2 separate regions of the Mus musculus genome follow, and region 1 is linked to region 2. A link is a contact called in ENCODE Hi-C data. All regions are on one chromosome and are shown on one strand. The core of a region is the stretch at or near the end of the contact, and the rest is flanking DNA. Distances in the headings are between cores, read along the strand shown. Region 1 has its middle 9.8 kb from the start of Gm22521. Region 2 overlaps Pvt1 (Pvt1 oncogene).

Region 1 (2,700 bases), core at 89-2,588, 640 kb before region 2:
AACAAACACTTTCTAAGGACCCTTGTCAGCTGGATGAACTACCATAGGAAAAAGAGTAAAGCACAGAAGACTCATCTATACTCCTACAGAGGGACATGAAAACACTCTGCCATTCGGTGGTATTTCTGTCTAGTAGTCTCAGTCTGGAAATCTGCTCTCTAAAGAAATTTCAAAAGTAGTTTCTCTTGAAAAGTAATTAGGGAGCCAGATTTTTTAATGCTTTCCATTTATTTGTAGAAAGAGAGTGTTTTTTTAGTTTACTTACTTATTATTATTTTTCAAACGTGCTCATTCCCAGTTTCCTCTCTGTAAACATCTCATTCCATCTTCACTTTCCTTTGCCTCTAATAGGGTACTCTCCCACCCACCTACCCAATCCTGCCTCACCTCTTTAGCACCCTCCTTCGATGGTACAACAGGCCTCCAGAAGACCAAGCATCTCTGCTCCTGTTGATGCCAGATAAGGCAATCCTCTCCTACATATGTAGTGGGAGCCATGGACTTACCCATGTATACTCTTTGCTTGGCTTGGTCCCTGGAGAGACCAGTTAGTTGATACTGTTTTTTTCCCCCTATAGGGTTGCAGTCCCCTTCAGCTCCTTCAGTCCTTCCATAACTTTATTTCTTATACAGTATGTCTGAAATATTTCTTCCATTTGAGGTATTGATTAACTACTTTTCAACATGAAAAAAAAAAACCTTAAATTCCTTAGATGTCAATCTTCTAAAGGTAACTTAAACATCACAGGCGGGGAGAGTTAGTATATTACTGAAGGCAATGCACTGAAGTTGGGGCTCAAGATACCCAACAGAAATGACTGTTCTGTTCCTAGCATCGCTTCGGTTCTATATTTTCGTCAGCTTCTGTACCAGTTTCCTATCAGATTCTTTTGTTTTTGATGAAAGCCAGCTTTGAAATTTTGCCATCCCAAATTACTTGGATACTTAACTGATTACTGAGAGGCAGTCAAATGGAAGTTGGTAATCTGTGCCAAATTACGAAGACAGTGATCAGAACTAGGGACACTCTCAGAACAAGGATGCTCCAAAGATCCAAAGAGCCGAGTTACCTTTTCTAGAGCTAAGGGTTTGGATTGATCATTTTCAAATGACTGAAGAAATGCTTTGTTTAAAAAGAAAAAAAAAAAACAGTAAATTGAGCATAAAGGTAGAATTTAGGTGTCCTTGTGAAACAAGAGAGACACCTGCTTTGGGAAAAACTGGAGAAAGAACCTCAAAGTCATAGGGAGGTTTAGAGCAAATGCTGTTTGGCATAGAATGGATGTGGTGAGTACCAACAGGCATGCTCCTACCTGTGGAATACAGACTGCTTGGCCACTTGGTGGAGGTGTTGGAGAAGGTATTATGTATCACCATAGAGTTGAGCTCTGTGACCTGACAGTGCCTTTGAACTCTGAAATATTATAAGCCTACAAATTTAAATCTAGTCTATTCTGGCTGAGGAGCTTTGCAGGGTAAGGTGGAACTTTCAGTAAAAGAAAAACAAAATCCAAAGAAATGGTCTTTAATACCAAAAGACTAGAATCACTGAATGTTGTAGCTAACACAGAACTTACCAGAGGTCTCCTCAACTGCCCCTCACTCTAAAAATGCTCATGCACAGGCCTTGAGAGTTTAAATGACCTAAGCAAACTGACATCATGTGGGAGTTCAGATTTCAAATGAGAGTTGAGATAAATATACATATGTTCCACAGAACTCTTCCAGGAAACTCTATTTTAAGAGAGCTGTAATAATCCACTCTTCCAATATTTTGTTTACATATAAAGCACACTTGGCTCTTTTTGTTCAATTTGTCAATGATTCATGATAATCAAAGGGTTGAAAAGCTCATTGGAAATTGTCTTTACGTCCAATGATACCTTTACGTTTCTGAGAAAAGTTTAGGAGCTTGTGCAAGCTTGTTTTTTCTCCTTCTGTAACAAGACAGTCTAAGAAAAACAAACTTAGTGGGTGGGTGAAAATATTTGTTTGATTTATACTTCCAGGGTATAGTCCATAATTGAGTAAAGTCAGGGTAGAAACTGAAGCCATAGAGGAGTACTACTTACTGGTTAAGTCTCTGGCTTCCTCATCTGCCTAAGGATAGTGCCATTCACTGTACTGGATTTTCTCATTCTGATTATTAACCAAGACAATCTGTCACAGATAAAACAACAGACTCACTCACCTGATGCAAGGAAATTCTTCAGTTTCAGCGTTTCAAGGTGAATTTAAGTGCTATTAATAAAAATAATAAACAATAAACTAAACAGGACAGGAGTGGATCAGTAAATTAGCAAGATTTTTAGAATGGCTCCAGACAATCATTCCTAAATTTGCCTGGAAAGACAATTTGTAGGGTCCTTAGGGGGGATTGAAATGAGCTTGAAGAATCTGATTACAGGTAACAGTCATCCTCTCTTGGCATACAGCCAACCTAAAAGCCTTTGAATAACTTCCCATACTCACAATGGGGTAGAGGATGGAGGCTGTACCAGCGATTTCTCATTGTGAGAGCTTTGAGAAAAGTTCCTACCACAAGCACCTTTGTGGATTTGTAAAACAGCCAAAAGCAATCCAAATAACCGTGATGGGATAATCCTGGAAATATCTTTAAAACACCAACTTTGAAATAAATTGAGAAGATTACACAGAGTCCTAAAAGTCTCCACACTAGAGGGAAATGGTCAGTCTGTT
Region 2 (2,700 bases), core at 200-2,699:
ATGGTCTCTAGGGAGAGAAAGCAGATGTGGGTGGATGTGGGTGCAGTCAGCGCCATGTCAGCTTATTGAGCCCTGCAGTATACAGGTGGATCCAACAGTCTCTGATAGCCTCAGCTCTGAGAGGTCCGGGCCTCTCCTTCCTACAGTGTTCAGATAAGAGTAGAAAAAAACCCAGATCTGCATATGAACGGATGCTAACTGATTCCCACAAATGTTCGTGCAACACCTCACAGGGAGGTCTAGATGCGATTTCAAAACTCAGCAACCTGAATTAAGCCTTTTTCTGAAAGGTAACTGAGACCAGCCTCTGCAGTGGGGTGCTTAAGAGCATGGATAAATTTAGGTTCCTGCAAATTGGGGTCCAAGTGGGATTCCAGCCCATCATAGAATCCCGACAGACTGCTGTCTGCATAAAATACAGGCAGAGACAATCAAACCAGAGGTGAGCACTTAACCTAAATCTAGTCCTAATGCCTAGGCAACCAATTCTGTGCCTCTGGCCACATTCAATTTATCTCAGAAACCTGCACTGTTTTTATACCCATAAATGGGGACCTTCTGGTATCTTTTCTCCTGAGCAGGCTGATTACCCCCCCCCCCAAGATTTTACAGACCATGTACATATAATGTATAGCAAGGGCATATACAGGCAAGAGTTTCACCTTGTGGCTTCCAGGGGCAACCGACGTCTAGTTCTTCCCTGCATAATGGTATCTGTTTATCAGGTCTGTATCCTAGTATAGGTATATTTCAAAGCTGATTAAATTGGGCTGAGAAGATCTAACTCATAAAAAATAAAAGTGATTTCTCTCCAAAACTCCAGGGCCAAGAGTACAGGAGGCAGGAGTCCTTCTTAATTTGTTTAGGCCATGGTTCAATAGCTGCTTTTGGAACGAGCCAGGGCTCTGTGGGTAACTGGCAAATGGCAAGAGGTTCCCTGACTACTTACTTGCTGTTCAGTCCAGTGACTTTCTCTGAAATGGGAAAGCAGGCCAGTGAAGGTAACTTACCCACAGAGGGCAAAGGGAGCACCTAACCAACGCTGGGGGGGTGACAAGAATGGAATTTGCCCCCTGCGTGCTTCAGTGTGCAGCTTCCAGGTCCTGTTGGGGCCTCTGCAGCGCTGAGGTGCTGTTGACAACCCACAGGAGACACCCTGCCTCTCCCTGTTCCGTGGAGGAAGACAAGCACGCCGAGGCTGGCTTTCTCAAGAGCGGACCAGGTGAGGAAAGGCTTGCTATTCCATCTTCAACACTCTCACCTGCTGGGAATTTCCTTTGGCAAGACTATCAAAGGACTGCTTCTCCTTTTACTCTTTGTCTCTCAGGAGTCCCCGGCAAATGCCCCTGAGCCTGTAACAGCCTGTCTTCTCAGCACCCTGGCAATGGGTCAAGAATGCTTCCTGCATGTGACCCATTGTCATGCCTGTATCTCTCATGGTCCTGTCAGGACTAGGCTTAACCCCCACTTTCCAAATGAGGAAATCAAAGCCATGAGAGTCAGGCTCCTTGTCCAAGGTCACCCAGCAGCCTGCCATGGGTTCTAGAAGCTGGGCTCTAGCATTCAACCCTGAAAGGTCATGGCTATCTCCTTTTCTAGAGTCTTCCTTCCAGTCATAAAGTATTATTGGAATCCCGATTTAATCCCAGGGGTAATGGCTAACATCAATTGCTCATGTAACAGAATCTAGCGTCTCCTCGAGACAAATTTCCAGAAGATCTGTGTGAGAGAGTTTCTAGACTGGGTTAAGTTGAGTAACTTAAATAGTTTAAGGTTAAGAAGGAAGACTCACTCTAAGGATGAACAGAACCATGCCATTGGTCAGGATCCTGAACTAAATGAAACTGATAAAGCAAATAGAAGGCCAGTATAGGCATCGCTCTCTGAATTACAAATACAATGTGATTAGCTACTTCATGCTCCTGCCTCCGTGCATTCCCCACTACGGAGAACCAAACTGTAAGCCAAAAATAAACCCTCCCTTGGCTTTTGTTGGGTATATTGTCACAGTAATAATAATAGTAATAAAAATAAAATTAACTTACATATCAGGCCAGGCAGGGGCTAGGGATACTCCATGGGAAGATGGGAAGAGATATGTCCCATGCTCTCTATGATCACCAATGCAAACTCTTACCCAGCAATCCCCAAGTGATGGATTTGGAAAAGCCTCTCCTAGCAGCGTGGGCCTGGGTTGTTGCCTACTGGCAGAGGTATGCAGGATAAGCTTAGCCTATGAGGTCAAGGAGAGCCGCTGTGAATGCCAGCTGCTCGCTCACCTGCTGCTGGCCCTGCTCGCACTGGCATGCTCTGAGAAGCAAGGAAATACTGAGAAACGGCCCGCAGAATGCTCCACATTCTGCAAAGAAGAGCTCAGCCCCGGTACCGGAAGAGCAGCTTACAGCAGGGACTGGCCAGTTTTTTTCCTTTAAGGGACAGAAACCTTTCTGACTCTGTAGGGCACAAGCTCTCTGCCATGACTGGACTCTGCCCCTAAAGCGACAAATCAGCACAGAAAAAATAGAGGAGAATGGGTATGGTTGGAGTCTAATAAAACTTTATTTATAAATCAGGAGGCCTGTTTGTATGCTGACCACTGTGCTGTGGTGGCTAAGAGGTGACAAGAGGGGTCATATCAAAAACCACCTAAGAACCTGCTTTTGGCCCTTTTAGAATATTAGTACCTCAAGGTACACATCA

What was found. A loop is a pair of places that touch in the nucleus more often than their neighbours do.
Region 1: a map of T-helper 1 cell shows a loop between it and region 2 (2.3-fold over the local background). The contact joins two enhancer-like sites. A Hi-C loop is called at or near these places in 2 of 37 maps with a recorded cell type or tissue (T-helper 1 cell and regulatory T cell).

The regions. Positions count from the first base shown.
Region 1 is chr15:62,801,620-62,804,319 of GRCm38, reverse strand. No RefSeq gene overlaps it. Among named protein-coding and RNA genes, the nearest start is that of Gm22521, 9.8 kb to the right of the region's middle. Within about 2 kb of position 1,338, at least 1 of the 3 ENCODE cell types and tissues checked has a DNase peak (open chromatin) inside an H3K27ac peak, as active enhancers do.
Region 2 is chr15:62,160,845-62,163,544 of GRCm38, reverse strand. The region is part of intron 1 of Pvt1 (Pvt1 oncogene); the gene reads right to left. Among named protein-coding and RNA genes, the nearest start is that of Pvt1, 120 kb to the right of the region's middle. Within about 2 kb of position 1,449, at least 1 of the 3 ENCODE cell types and tissues checked has a DNase peak (open chromatin) inside an H3K27ac peak, as active enhancers do.